Linked DNA regions of Mus musculus: region 2 is linked to region 1. The links are chromatin loops, found by intact Hi-C in ENCODE. Cell type or tissue: heart. All regions are shown on one strand.

Evidence for each region. A loop is a pair of places that touch in the nucleus more often than their neighbours do. Peaks named below come from ENCODE experiments on the same cell type or tissue, not always from the same donor. Only the 100,000 strongest peaks of a DNase experiment are listed, where the experiment ranks them.
Region 2: a loop joins it to region 1, with 3.0 times the contacts of the local background. A loop is called at or near these places in 5 of 42 quality-filtered maps.

What each region holds. Positions count from the first base shown.
Region 1 is chr14:67,185,083-67,193,082 of GRCm38, forward strand. It overlaps Gm30438 (a long non-coding RNA gene), which reads left to right. Exons shown (of 8, transcript XR_874742.2): 8 at 3,716-4,130. Among named protein-coding and RNA genes, the nearest start is that of Gm30806, 12 kb to the right of the region's middle. In heart, CTCF peaks have their summits at 971 (motif pointing left) and 3,841 (motif pointing left); DNase peaks (open chromatin) are centred at 2,769, 3,449, 3,799 and 4,019; H3K4me3 peaks cover 1,296 bases; H3K27ac peaks cover 967 bases.
Region 2 is chr14:66,807,877-66,815,876 of GRCm38, forward strand. It overlaps Dpysl2 (dihydropyrimidinase-like 2), which reads right to left. Exons shown (of 14, transcript NM_001378767.1): 9 at 7,555-7,711; 10 at 7,079-7,220; 11 at 5,250-5,420; 12 at 1-165. Among named protein-coding and RNA genes, the nearest start is that of Gm5464, 57 kb to the right of the region's middle. In heart, a CTCF peak has its summit at 3,283 (motif pointing right); DNase peaks (open chromatin) are centred at 975, 1,635, 3,285 and 3,875; H3K27ac peaks cover 1,834 bases.

The sequences.
Region 1 (8,000 bases):
GAGATCCAAACGCCTATCTTCATGCTGCTTCAGAAAATGCTCACCTGTTGAGCTATCTCCCCTGCCCTTGAAGACATTTCAAGATGCCATTTATGAAGGGCAGTTGATCCTCTGTGTCTGTGAGTTCCACATCTGTGCATTCAATGCATCGTGGGTTGAATATGCACCGGAAATTAAATTGTGTGTGAGACGGCGTACCTCCAGCAATGGAAAGTGAGAAGGCTGGTGGGCTGTCAGCACCTTACTTTCTACCGCCCCAGTCAGGAGCCTTTCCTTCTGTCTAATGCGTAGGCTAAGTTTCTAGATAAAATTGCATTCGAAAACCAACAAATGGGGGGAGGGAGGGACTGGAGAGATGGCTCAGAGGTTAAGGCCACTGTTCTTCCAGAGGTCCTGAGTTCAATTCCCATAGTGACTCACAACCATCTGTAATGGGATCTGATGCCCCCTTCTGGTGTGTCTGAAGACAGCTGCATCATACTCACATACATAAAATCAATAATTCTTTTTAAAAAAGCCAACAAAATAAAAGAAATCAAGCAAGGCTGCAAAGAGACACACAACATCAGGAGATTCCCAGCCTCCTAGGTACAGATATTTTCTTTGGTATAATTTCCTAAGTGATCCAGTATAACAATTATTCCCATTTAGTTCTTACATTGAATTAGATCTTATTAGTCACTTAGACATGATTTATTAATAAAACATGCGGAAGAATATGTGTAGGTGATAGTTACTCTTATTTATTTTTTTAAATATAAAGGCTAGAGAGGGGATATATCTTGTCACTTATGAGCACTTCCTGTAGAGATTCAAGTTGTCAGGACCCTTGTTGGTAGCTCACAGCCACCTGTAACTCCAGTGCCCTCTCTGCTCTGCACAGGCACATACACTGCATATTACAAACACAGAGACAGGCTCAACCATCTGTAACTCCAGTGCCCTCTTCTGGTCCGCACGGGCACCTACACTACATAAGACACATACACAGTCATGCACATTTACATAAACAAAAAGACACCGTTAAAAAGAAATTTTAAAACAGGAAGGGAAGTGGACTTGACTATCTACAGTTTGGTATCTTTGGGGATCATGGATTCAGCTATCAAGGAACAACTATGCAGCAGACCCCGTTTTAAATGCCTCACAAGGGTTTAGTTCACAACTTCTTTGTCACCTTTGACCTCTTTCCTAAATGAGACTTTTAAATGCATGAACAGTAATAGAATTACGGAAGGAAGCCATACAGAAGAGGCGGTTTAAGCATGAGTCACACTGGTCACATATTTACTTTGTTATCAGCACGTTAAATTACCAGATGTCATAGCCCGTGTAGTGCACACTATATTTAAAGTAATGGTTGCGCGCCTACCAGTTAGGACATCTGCAGCAGCTGTAAGTGCTTCTGAAGCATCATCAGAGGACTGCTAAGACTGTTGGGGTTGAACTACTTCTATTTCTGCCTAGATACATAAAGGAAGATGCTGTGGTCGAGCAGGGCATGCAGAGATGAAGATACCACTTCAAGTTCACATAGTTCCTTTTCGTTACTAACGGCTTGCTCCTAAGCTCCCCACTCTCTATTCCTTCCCTCACAGAAACCCCTCTCACACGCAGACATTGGGCACAAAACAGACAAGAAAGAGGTTGGGAGGATGGAAGAGAGAGGAGTTGCCTGGATTGCTTTATGTCAACTTATAGAAGCTTAAGGTATCTGAGAGGAAGGAACCTCGATTGAGAAAATGCCTCCATACAATCAGGCTGTGCCCAAGACTGGAAGACATTTTCATAATTAGAGTTTCATAGGGGAGGGCCTGGACCCTTGTGGGTGGTGCCACCTCTCAGCTGGAGCTCCTGAGTGCTAGAAAAAAGCAAGCTGAGCAAGCCATGAGGAGCAAGCCAGCAAGCAGCACTCCTCCATGACCTCTGCATCAGCTCCTGCCCCCAGGTTCCTGCCCTGTTTGATTTTCTACTCTGACTTCCTTCCATGAACAGTGCAGGAGAAGTGCAAGCCAGGTAAACTCTTTCCTCCCCACATTGTTTTTGGTTGTGGTGTTTGATCGCAGCAATGATAACCCTAACTAGGACAAGAACAATCTGTTGTTCTTGTCCTCACCGGTTTTGGGTTTCATGCAAACAGTAACATTCCATGTACCTGACAGTGGATGGTGGCTGTTTTTAGACTCCCACATCCAGACTCATGGTGTCTGCCCAGACACAGCAGCACCGCTGGGCACTGTCCTCTTGGCTGCCACAAAAAGGTATCAAAGGTTTGGCGGTTTAAAATAGCTGAAGTGTGGGGCTGTGGAGATGGCTCAGTGGATAAAGCGATTGCCTATAACCTCATCACTGGTGGGAGGCAGAGACAGAGAATCCCCGGAGCAAGCTGAGTGGCCAGACTAGCTGAAGCACTGAGCTCCAGGGTCAGTTGCAGTATGTGGACCTGGGTTTGGATGCTAGCACACATATGGCAATTCACAACCTTCTAATTCCAGTTCCAGGGATCCGACACCCTTTTCTGGCCTGTGCAGGCACTGCATGCATGTCAACCACATGCAGGCAGGCAAAGCACTCATACCCAGGACCAGCTAGCTGTCTTACCTTCCTGCTGCTGTGCCTTCCCCACCGTGCTTGACACATCCCGGCTCCCCCGCCCCCCTTTAAACTGTGAACCAAATTAGGTTGCCTTTGTAAGGGATTTGCTGAGAGTGGTTCTGCTGCATTCCAGGCAGGTGACTTGAGCCTCCTATTTCCTTATCTGTAAAATGGGCATAACAAGGGCACCTGCCTGGCCAGGTGTGGCCTGGATCGAGTGAGATGCTGTAAAAGCGTGTGTGGGTGGATGGGTGGTGGTGAAGATGATGTTGATGATGTTGGTGGTGTAGTTGCCCTGGTTATTAGTCCAGAGGACTCACCATTGCATTGATTACAGTACAGAAAGGGCTCAGCTTGCAAGGACTAACCAGACTTGGCTCTTGCAGGCCAGAATCTAGTATATGGCACGGAGATGCCTGGCAGCTGCCAGGAGTCCAGAAAGTAGAGTTCTGCAACTGCTGGGAGGGATGGTTGAACGGTTCACCAAACAACACTGGCATCAGGTAGCCTTTTGCCCCCACCTCCAAAGAGGTAGAAAAGGTGACAATAGAGGTTTTCCATTCCGTTTTTTGTGCCTGCGATGTGCGCACAGAGCCTCAGGAGGTAAACAATCCACCTCCACCAGCTTATCTACCAACTACGTTTTTTTCCAACAGTGCCAGCTTTAGAATCACAACTGCAACCAGGACCCTCTAGCATCCTGTGGAAGTCACTACCTCCCAAGCCCTTAAACCTTTGAAATGGCTTGTTTAAACGCGTCGACATCCTTCGGGTGCCTGCCTCCAGGAAGGAGGGAGAAGGCTGTGCAGTGATTGGCTAGGAAGTGGGCGGAGCCACTGCGTGACTGCTTGTGTTCCACCTCCTGTAGAAGTCCTGGCTGTCCGCAGGGAGGAGGAGGGGACTAGGGCAGCTCCACTGGGCGTGTTGCCTAGGGACACTTAGAAGATTGCAAGAGATTTTAATTTCTTGCTTAAGAGTCAGGGTCAGAGTCCCGTCTTATCTTAGTGGTTTCTGTCTGAACCTTCCAATGCCATCGCCCTACCTGTAATAGGTCGATAAAGTTAAATGGGAAAAAAAAAGAATTAGCTAATTATTTAATAAATGAAGCTGTTGCTTGCAGGTCACAGTCGACGATCCTGCTGTGTCATCCGTGGAGGGCTGAGTCAGCCCTGCCTCAAACCTGAACCCAGTGGACCGGGATCTGTACGAGGCTCTCTAGCTCCACCGTCTGGCAGGGGAGCGCAATGAGCTTTGCGACCGTGAAACCGAGACACTGTTAAGGATAAAAACAGGACTAAACCTCACCGAGTAGTTCATGTGTCCCTTTCCCTTTAACTCTCTATCCTCCAGCTAGATCCGTTTACCGGAGATCTGGGTTTCTGCTGATTGCTTTACAGAGCCCTCTGCCCCCGTGCTCCCCCAGGACTTCAGGCACGCCCTTGGCCAGAACCCAGGCGCCGCCTAGGCTCTCTCTTCACTTCCTGCCTCCTAACTCTCAAGAGGGGCGGAGCTGCTTTCTAGAAGGCAATTTGAACCTGGGCTTTTTTTTTTTTTTTTTTTTTTTTTTTTTTTTTGGTCATCACAATAAAGGGGAGCCTTACTGGCATTTAGTGGCGCTGACCCGCCATGCTGGACATCTAGTAGGATAGTTCATATTGTCTTAGGAGGTTTTTCAGATATCCTGCTGGACATTTGTGTAGGTGAATGCCATGCATTAACTCTCAGAGCTAGGACCAGGTCTATTCCATTTATAAACATAAAGGACTTTCTGTAAGACCCTCCTTTCTCTCTCCCACCGTCCTTTACTTCATTTCTTGCTACCATTCCCACCCCGTTCTTATTTTCTGCGACAGACTCTTGCTTTGTATAGTCCAGAGCTAGGACCAGCTCCATTTTATTTACAAACAAGTTTTTTGAAGGTCCTTCCTTCCTTCCTTCCTTCCTTCCTTCCTTCCTTCCTCCCTCCCTCCCTCCCTCCCTCCCCCTCTCTCCCTTCCTCTTTCCCTCCCTCCCTTCCTCTTTCCCTCCCTCCCTTCCTCTTTCCCTCCCTCCTTTCTTTCCTTCTTTCCTTCCTTCCCTTATTCTTTCTATGGAGCCCATGCTGACCTGAAACATGTAATCCTCCTGCCTCCGTTTCTTCCCAAGAACTGGAACTGCACTTATCACCGTAGCCAGATGAAGCTTTTATTACAACAAAATCTATACAATATTCCAGGCACCGTTTTAGCCATTTCTAAGTGAACAACATCAGTGGCTGACTTGTATTCAGAATGCTATGAAACCATCGTTTCTGTCAATCTCCAAATCTTTTCCATGACTCCAAACAGAGACAGGGTAGTCAGTAATCAGGAACTCCCATCCTGCCTCCTCTAGCCAGGGCTTCCTCTGATCTACTTTCAGTCTCCGTGAGCTTGTGGGTTCTCAGTACCTCAGGTGAGTGGATGCGGGCAGTGTTTGGCCTTTGTTTTGTTGACAGCTTAAAGGAAAGTTGCCACCACTGCAGATATAGCTCCATGCCTGCTGTTTGAATCATAGTAAAATACAAATGTATCAGTCTGCGCTTATAGCTGTCTCAAGCCACATGGCTGCTTGCATCTGAAACAGGATGTTTTATAACATAACTGTCCGAATATTCACATATCCGAATATGTATTATTTTGTATGTTCTTATTTACATTTTTATACTAAAACTTGTATGTGGGTAGCATACTGATTTAACTTTAGTAAAAGTACATTACAAAACATTTATTACAGAAAGAGACACAGGGTGTGGTGGGGCTAAAATTTCCAAACAACCAGTCCTGAGATCTGGGGTATATCTCTGGAAATGGCATGCTATTAACTTCCTACGACTACTACCTGTCTCTGGAAACCTGCATGGTTAGTCCTCATTCCTCAAGCAGTAAATCTCCAAACTATCTCTTCTGTTGACTTTTGGTCACTCTCTGCTTTCTGTGGCCTGGGAAGTACAGTCAGTCAGGGGCCTTTATTTCTGTGTTGTCAGTGTTGGGCACTGTCCTTACTACTACCATTCCTGGCTCACAATAGGCACAGGCATTATAAAGAATTGACAGGGAGACTTTATTTTTTAATATTTATTTTTCTTTTAAAAGATGTGTGTGTGTGTGTGTGTGTGTGTGTGTGTGTGTGTGTGTGTGTGTGTGAGAGAGAGAGAGAGAGAGAGAGAGAGAGAGAGAGAGAGAGAGAGAGAGAGAGAGAAAGAGAGAGTCCCTGCAACTGGAATTAAGGCAGTTGTGAGCTGTTGTGTGAATGCTGAAAACCGAACTTGGGTCCTCTGCAAGAGCAGCATGTGCTCTTAACCACTGTGCTATCTCTCCAGCCTGAGAAAAGATCCCTTCTAGGCCCACAATTAAAGCCAGCAAGTCAAATAATGTGTGTATACATGCACACCCGTACACACACACACACACACACACACACACACACACACACACACTCATGACTTGAAATAGTTTTCTGCTCTTCACCTGCTGAGCACTGTCTCCTCATGAGGACTGCAGGCTCATCCATGCAGAGCTCCAGATGAACTCAGGGCTTGGCAAACGCTTAGCATATGCTCTGTGTCGAACTGAACTCCCAGACTTTAAAGCTGGGTTTTCAGCATCCAATAAAACAACAGACCCCAGCGCAAGGCCCCTGCATTTCACACGTGGGAACCGGAACCACACTACGCTTGCTTCCCACTGAAATTTATCTGGTTGGGAACACTTGAATATTGATTTTTTTTTTCTGCACAAAAAGGCAGGAAGTGTTACATATATTGTTTCCTAGCCAGCCACCTCTTTATTATTCCTGTTTCCTTGGCCTCAGAGTCTTTCTTCAGAGTGCATGATGCCACGCCTCTTTAAATGAACTCCAATTTGCCAGGTGGTGATGACACACACCCTTAATCCCAGCACTCAGGAGGCAGAGGATGGTGAATCTCCGAGTTCAAGGCCAGCCTGGTCTACAGAGCAAGTTCCAGTAGCCAGGGCCACACAGAGAAATTCTCTCTTGAAAAGCAAACCAACGAACAAACAAAGCTCCTATCTGGTTGCTAAAGATCAAGCACTATTTCTTGACTTTACAGTGGTGCGATGAGCTTTCCATGCGACCATTTATTTATTTTTTCCTATTCCTATAGAATGTTCCATAGGTTCTGTGAAATCCTTTGTTAGATACAGGGCTTTGTGTGAAAGGGCCTGGCTTGCCTGAAGGCCAATGCAAGCTGAGAACGGATGGCAGTAGACTACATTTTGGATCTAGACTCTTTCTGAAAGATGCTGTGTTGAGGTTTGGTTCCTAACCTGTAGCATTATTGGTAGGTAGTGAACTGATTAGTAGGTAGGGCCTAATGGAAGGAGGTTAGGTCACTGAAATCATGCCCTCGACGAGTGTATTGGAACCCAAGCTCTTCCTGTGTCTTTGTTTCCTAGCTGTGATGAGATGAGCAGTTCCCTGGCATGTTCTTATCATGATGTACTGTGCTACCACAGGCCCAAAGCAAGAGAACCAAGCAGCACAGACCCAAACCTCTGAAACCATGAGTCAAAGCAAACCTCTTCTTTGTAAATGTTGGTTATCCATTTTTCCCTTCCTTCTTTCTTCCCTCCTTCCCTTACTTTCTCCCTTCTGTTAGGCAGTTGCTATGGAGTTCTTGCCGTACAGCTATTACGTTAGGCCAAGATGAGGTGTTTTGTGGTGTGGTGGTTTAAATGAAAATGCCCCACCCCCAATCCCCAGTTCATATATTTGAAGGCTCAGTCTGCAGTTGATGGGACAGTTTGAGAAGGACTAGGAGGTGTGGCCTTGTTGGAGGAAGTGTGCCATTGGGGGCAGGATTGAAGGTCATGCCATTCCCAGTTAGACCTAGCTCTCTCTCTCTCTCTCTCGTTCTCTCTCTCTCTCTCTGCCTTGTAGTTGTTGCCACAAAACCTAAGCTCTCAACTACGGCTACAACACTATGCCTGACTGTCTGAAGCTGTGCTTCATGGTCTCCACCATGATGATCACTGACTCGCTGTCTGAAGCTGTAAGCCCCTAATAAACGTCGTTCTACAAGTTTCCTTGGCCATGATGTCTCTTCACAGCAACAAATAACCAGGACAGAAAATGTGACAGACCTGGCTACACTGAGGAATGTGGAAGACTGGGACCTTGGACTTAGAAAGGGAAAGTGTCTACATGAAGTCTCCATATAGACTATGAAGGCCCATATTGAGAAGGTTCAGTTGGAGTATATTAGCAACTGGGCTAGCGACCATTCTTGTGATATTTTGGCTGCTTTCTGTTTTTGTCCTTAGAATTTGTCTGATGCCAAATTGAGAAGTAATGGACTAAGAAGAATTTTTAAAAAGATATGTTTATCTATATGAATACACTGTAACTATCTTCACATAGCACCA
Region 2 (8,000 bases), 380 kb before region 1:
GATGCGTTTGTACACAAAGTCAGGGAAGGGCTTCCGGGGAATGTAGCGTCCTGAGCCTTCAGTGACATGAAGTGTGCCGTCCTCCAGGACAATCTTGCCCTGGCTGATGACCACCAGTGGGGAGCCGCGACACTCCATGCCTTCAAAGATGTTGTACTCAAGAGCCTGAGGGAAGAGACAAGCCATCATGAGAGCAATCCCTGCCCCTGGACTCAAGGAAATGGAGTTTACTGACAAACCCCAGAGAAGAAGGCTGTCTGTCCTTGCTGGCCACCCCAGGGACCCATGCTTTCTCTGCCTAGAATCTGAACTCATCTCATCCACAACTCCAAATCTGAGAGGGCAATAGCTGAAGAAAATAACAATAGTGTGTGTGTGTGTGTGTGTGTGTGTGTGTGTGTGTGTGTGTGTGTGTGTGTGTAAATGCTTTACAAATAAAAAGAAAATCATTCTGGGTGGGTCTTGTGAGGCAGACCTATACACCCGGAATTCTGGGGCAGTAAGATCTCAGGTCAAGACCCTGTCTGAGCTAGAGTGTGTTCAAGGCCAGCCTGGGCGATTTAGTGGAGCGAAGATGTAGCTCAGAGTGGAGATGTGAATCTCAGTGGTAGAACTTAGTGGCTGAACTCTTAGAATGCACAGGGCCCTGGATTCAATCCACAATTCTATAAAAAAAAAAAAAAAAAAAAAGAAGGGAAAAGAGAAACACTAATGGGGTGGGGTGGGGTTGTCTTCCCATTTCCACCAACTCTCCCCTGTGCAGATTGAACTCCCAAGGCTCGCCTCTGAACAAGGTCCAAACTAAATTGCAAAACGAGGCCGTTTTCTCACGGACTTAAGCATCCTGTGGTTAAACCAAACGTCCCCAACTGCGTGGACTGGTGGCACATAAAAGACAACAAGCCCATGACAGGATTGAGGTTTAGTTTCCTAAACGACCCACCCTTGTTTGGGGGCTCATGTCACAGAGAGTGAAAACAGGCAATTTGGCACACCCTCACGGGAAACAGGTGGTTTGCCTGCCAGTGCGTTTGTCTGTCAGTCGGAAGCGACAGAAAACAAGAGGCTTTCTGACACAGAAAGCTCTGTAAGTCAGAGTGGTGTCCTTAATTCTGGCTCAGCTCAGGCTGAACGCCTACAGCTCTCTCCACATGACTGCCTTTCAGGAACAAATGGCTAACAAATGGGTAACATGTGGCACAGAGCATGGGCTTCTGGGAAAACACAGGCCAATGGAGGGGGAAAAACTAGGGCAGTGGTTCTCAACCTGTGGGTCAAGACCCCTTTGGGGGATAGGATGACCCTTTCACAGGGGTAACCTAGGACTATCAGAAAAAAAAAACAGATTTTAAATTATGACTCATAACAGTAGCAAAATTACAGCTGTGAAGCAGCAACCAAAATAATTTGATGGTTGGGGAAGTCACCGCAACATGAGGAATTGTATCAAAGAGTCCCAGCATTAGGAACATTGGGAATCACTGCCCTTGAGGCTCTGTGAGAGGGCAGAGCCACACCAACAACCGGGTCACAGGTCATCTCTGCTCTCTGGAGCGGCGGCTGGGGGAGGGAGGGACAGAGAAAGGGCAGAGCAGCATGCATTCCCATGTGGAAAAGGAGCACTGCCCGGGAAGTGCAAGGACTGCTGCCAGCACAGCTCAGAGACTCCACAGAGAAACAGGGAGGTTGCCGTAAACAGAAGTAGAGAGATGTGGCTACACGCAAGCGGCTCCTCACGAGAATCCTAAGATGCTGGGGGCCATCATGTCTCACATCTGCCACTGACCAGAGCTGACTGTGTAAACATAATAGCCAGAGGGAGCCAGATTCTCCAGGGAGTACCCAAGGGATGCAGCCACCCACCTCTGAGGTATCCCACACAGCCTTTTCAGCTCAAGGCTGTGAGGCCCGCCCAGGCAATGGGAATTTAAACCTAAAGCCTGTATGGGCGCCAGTTTCCAGTTCAGAGTCTCAAGAGAGACCTTCGCCCCCATGGCCATTTTTTGGAGGGTCTTTCGAGACAGGGTTTCTCTACGTAGCCCTGGCTACCCTTGAACTCACTCTGTAGACCAGGCTGGCCTCGAACTCAGAAATATTGAAGCAGAGGCATAGTGGGATCTTTCACACGACCTCCCCAAGGACAGATCTTCATCTCCCTGATCCCATACGAAGAACATGCCAGCTCTGCCTTTATTTTTTTTTCCCAGTCCCCAACTAAAGACCTCATCTCAGGTGTTGTCCTTCATCACGTACCGCACGATTGGATTTGTCTTGGACATGGCAAAAGATGGGCACTGAATAACAGTGGACCGTGTCACTTAAAGCCTGCCTGAGTACTTACGGTTCCTCAGTAAGACACATGTGGTGTGGCACCGACACAAAAAGAACCTTTGGTGAGGGGATCCAGTCTCCTCTGAAATGACCTTGGAAAGGGGTGAGCATCCTCTAAGATAAAGGCGAAGCCTACCTCTTCCCTATCACTTCATCACTAACAATTCATCTCCAAACACAGCCTTGACCTTGGTCCCTTTCATCCCAGGCCTGCCATCCATCAGTGAAGTGACTTTACATACTTCTCTGACGTCCCTAACATCAGAAAGGATACAGGTCACAAAAGCACCCAGTCCCCTGTCCACCGCTGGCTGATCCCTGCATTTTGCATGAGCACTGACCCCTGGTACCCAAGGCCTTGGATAACACACAAACTGGGGCTAGTGACCTAGGAGGGAGCTGGTGGTAAGGCTTTTAGACCGATGTCCCCCTCTCCCTTAAAATACAGAGGGAAGCAGCACCATGACTCTAAGTCGGTGGTTCTCAACCTTCCTAAGGCTGTGACACTTAATACACTGACTCATGTTGTGCTGACCCCAACTGTAAAACTATTTTCATTGCTGCATCCCAACTGTAATTTTGCTAGTTATGAATTGTAATGTAAGCATCTTATATGTAGCATAGCAGATATGCAACCCCTGTCAAGGAGTCGAAATTCACAGATTGAACACCTCTGCTCTAAGTGATTTAAAGATGCTCAAAGATGTGATATCAGAGCTCCTGCCGTTTGCTGAGGTGGGAGGTTGCAACCACCACAAAGCACGGACATTTCAACTTCACCCGCATGCGTTTCCAAAAATTACAGAGCAAGTTGGAATCCTGGAAAATCCTAAGGGAGGATTAGCAATCGGGTTGTGGATTCGGTTGTTCCACACTGAAGACAGAACCTAGAATCTTGTTTGTACTTCACCAGATGGGCAGTGTCACACAGGCATGCTTAACGCCAGCCCCGACAGCAGGGGGAGACAATGAGGTGTTTGGCAGGGCTGCGCGGGATACTGCCCGGAACAGAGTGAGATAAAAATGCGATGTGATCATATTTCCTCAGATTACATCTAACATCCTATGCCAACATTATGAAAATGTAGAAGAAGGCTTTTGATACTTTTATAGTTGCGTTTGTAAGCTGTATAAATCCCCAGAAATTTATTTTTTAGGAATTTAGAGAATTTAATGTAAACTTATGCTATATTCCCTTTCCTGTCTGTAAAAAACAGTACATAACTGTGGAATTTTTGCGTTTATTTCCTTTCTTTATGCTAGGATTTTTTCTTGTTGATTCTTGTACAGTTTTCTGAATTTCTCTGTTTCTCTGTCTTCAGGGTGATGATACCCAATGCCAACCATTTGATTTTCTGTTTGTCTTGCCATGGAAGAAATAAATAAAAACTGCCATATTTTACCCCCTCCCCCCAGAAAAATGTCATGTGAGCAGCAACTGTCTTCCCAAACCTTCACTCTCCCCTGCTCTCTCGTCCATCCAGGCAGGGAGGTCCCAATGCCACCTAGCAGCCCGGTCACCTGTGTGTTTGATGAGCCATGGCAGCCCTTTTGGGGAGGGGACACTACAGAAGAGGGACAGGACTTTCCCCACCCCACCCTGCACATGCATACGCAGTCTGGGAGGGAAGAATGTTGAAAAATTAAGGCTTCTAATTCTGGCTCGACCGCAAGATCACTATGTAACGTTAGACGGGTCACTTAAGCTCTCTGCACCTCGAGGTTATTTATCTTCTCACTTAGGATAATCACACCGGACCCTTTAGTGAGAAGGTCAGATTAAGAGGAGGATTATGAAATAATAGGCATACGCACAGAAAGGTCAGTCCTGAGGGCGCCACTGAGGAGCCCAAGATGGATGGTACAAATTTAAGCCGGCTTGGCACTAAGGCTCTGCTGAACCGGCAGGGCAAAACCAGTTATAAATATGGAGTCCAGCCATCTCCCTCCCCACGAAGTACCCACCATGAAGGCGCCCACAGGTACCAAAGAAGCTGGCACTGAACCCAGCATACCCCACCCAAAACCTTCTGTCCAAGAGAGAGGATTTTAGATTGTCAGGATTTTAGGTTGGGAGGAGCTGCGGGTGTCTGATAGCTCTGGGCTCACTGAATCTATAAACTAGCAGAACACGTGAATCCCTGGTTCTCAGTTGAAACGCCAGCATGCTAACCGACTAACAGATACTAACATCTGCAAGCTCTGTGACCACAAGCTTCCCCAAATTCTGTAGTTCCTAAACTGTGACCTATTAACCTGGGTTATTTCTTCTTCCTTTAGGACAAGAAGCATAGCGGTCAATCACTCCTGAGAGAGGACTGACAGGAAATGGCAGTGCCCAATGCCGCCTCGGGAACAGACACTGGCTGCTCTAGCTGGATCCCTTGCAGTAAACACACCACACAAACCACGACAACACAGTGTTGACTGACTTCTAGAAGCTTCTGAGGACCTAAAATCACTCTGGGCCAGTGGCTCTCAACCTTCTTAGTGCTGTGACCCTTTAATATGTTGTGGTGACCCCCAGCCATAAAATTATTTTCATTGCTACTTCATAACTGTAGTTTTGCGACTGTTATGAATCATAATTAAATATCTGACATGCAGGATATTTGATATGTGACTCCTGTCAAAGGGTCATTCAACCCTCAAAGGGGTCACAACCCAAGGGCTAAAAAACCTCTGCTCTAGGGACCCTAAAGGTGTAAGGACAGCGGCTATTGCCTCTGAAATGTGCCCAAGAGTCTTAGTCTTGTGGATCTCAATAAAGAAAGTGATAGGGCCAGTCTGGCCCTTGGGACACTGCAAGTTAGCAATACATCCTGGGGAAACTTTACTCCTATCCGATTGAGGTTTCCTGAACCCCTGTCTCTTGTTGCCTGCAGCACACATGTCTACTCAAGACAGGCAAGCCTTACACTGTTGTGTGTCTTGGCAGAGATGGTCTTCACACTGTCAGGGTCCCAGATGACCAAGTCAGCATCAGATCCCACCGAGATGCGACCTTTCCGGGGGTAAAGGTTGAAGACTTTGGCTGCGTTGGTGCTGGTCACAGCCACAAACTGATTCTCATCCATCTTCCCAGTGACCTGCAGGACAGAGCATGTACACACACATGGAGAGGGTACAGAGCATGTACACACACATGGAGAGGGTACAGAGCATGTACACACACACATGGAGAGGGTACAGAGTACACACACACACACATGGAGAGGGTACAGAGCATGTACACACACACACATGGATAGGGTACAGAGTACACACACACACAAGGATAGGGTACAGAGTACACACACACACACACACACACACACACACACGGATAGGGTACAGAGTACACACACACATACATGGATAGGGTCAGAAAGCTGAAGGTATGTTGGCATGCAATTCATCCTGGGATTTCCCTTTCAATAAAGTTCCCAACAGGTCTGGGCTTCTAGTCAGTAAGTCTCAACCCAGCATCTGGCTTTCCAAGGTAAGGGCCAATCATTTCCTGAAATCTTTCCATTCTAAACACAGGAGACCAAGGATATGAGTGTGCACTACGAGGAAGAAAAAAATTAAATGGCCAAAAAAGCATATTAAAAAATTCAACCCAATCAGCAACCAAAGAAATTGAATGTCAAATAACAAAGACAAAATTCACCAACTCAATAGTGTTTTGGGGGTTCTACTCCTAAAACCCAGCGAGAAGTGTCATGCATTGTGTCAGATGTAATCTTTGCATTATGTTAACAATATAAATTCAGTCTTTAATAGATTCCCCTTGGCCTGCCCAAGTTACTTCCAGAAACTTCTCCTACAAACATAATTAAAGATATACCCAAGGATATGTCTCTACGGATATGCATCTCAGTTAAAAGAAAAATTAGGAGCATCACAAATGTCCAGTCAAAGAATTAGAGACAAATTACTGTTGGTGTTAGGAGGAAACAAGGTTTTCCATGGGTGTGGTGGCCACGCCTTTAATCCCAGCACTGGGAAGGCGGCGGCAGATGGATCTCTGTGAGTTCGAGGTCAGCCTAATCTACATTGCCAGTTTCAGGCCAACCCAGGCCACACAGAGACACCCTGTCTCCAGGGGTTGGGGGGCGGAGATAAAAATAAGTCTTTTGTTCCTCCTGTGGATTTAAGAACGCTGCATGAGATGTTAGGAATTGTTTTTGACAGGCTGTGACACTGTGTGTGATGCTAATGTCACCAGCAGGCTGACCTGCTGTGCACACAAAGTGCTGGCAAAGCCCGAGGATACTCCCCACTCACTGTAGCTTTCCTCTGAAACAAGGTGATGTTCACTCACAAGATGTAAGAGTTCACTAAGAATCAGGAAACCCACTGATTTACTGTTACTAAATACTGTTACTGTATTGTCAAACATCAGAAGGAAAAAAGCTTCCAAATCCCCAAGATCAGTATCTGTCCAAAACAGGTTGAGCAGAAGCCCACGGTGGGTCTGAATACCAAGCCTTGATGTCCTCAGCCACACTCTCAAGGAACCGGAGTTGAGGACTCTTGACTGAGAAGGTCAGCAGGGGACTGAGGAAGCCATTTCCTCCTTGATGCAGGAATATTTAGAAGGAAATGTGCTTTTAGGGAATCTCATCTTGGATTTCCATTCAGGAGAAATATCATCTTCCAAGTTCTAGTTTCTAGAATGTTCTCAACTGGCCAACGTTAGCCCCACACCCACAGCGACAGGGGCATGCATGGGCCAGCCACGAGGAAGGCCATCAGTCCTTACCACAGCTTTATCCCAAATGACAGACATCCGCTCCTCAGTGCCGTTGGTGCCCTCGGGAATCAAGGTGAAGTTGTCCTTCCCCACAGCCTTCTGGGCAGTGTTGAAGGTGCAGTGGGCACTGCCAGTGACTTGGAGGTCTCCACTGGAAGGAAACACATGACATGAGGCTTCCTTGCTGAGCAGCCTACCTCCATCTGTCTGGTGAGACATTTCACAGATGACGTCTTGCCCACCATCCTGGCGCTCACTCAGACCCTTCCTTCAGCTGACTGGTCAGAATGGCCCAGGTTAATATCAGGAAGTCCCACCCAAGATGGCGACAGATTGATTCCTTGTTCTCACTTAGCGACCCTAACTTCGGCCAATAAAGGTCTGTTTTTAAGCCTGTTCTCAGCCACCACCGTGCCGTCACCTACGGACTCATTTTGCTCTGAGTTGCTCTAGCGTGTGGATGTGAGTGAGTCAGCGGTACTCACCAGGACAGCAACGAGTTGAGAAAGTCTGGAGTGGTTGGGTCGGGGCTCAAGGGTGGGGAGGTGACAAAGGCCGCAGCCTTGGCCCAGTTCTTGCTCCAGTAATGAGAGCCATCAGTCCCCAGGCTGGCCGTGATGGGCTCACCATACACCACAGTTCCTGAAAAAGAGCACAGATGGCTCAGTCTGACACACTAAGAACAAGAGACCACTCTTAGCAGGCATTGCTATATGCTCGGCACTGTAGATTGCCCTCAGCACTCCCTTCTTGGGGTACAGCCTCATCTCACAGGTGACAACACCGAAGGCCGAAGTCCAGAACCCTAGGCAGCCAAGTGTGTACTAAGATGCCCTGTTCTGTGGACTTCGCCCTCTTTCCTGAGGCAATCCTAAACACAATACATGTTATTTATCATGTCTAATTCTAGATAGGGAACAGAAATCATAAA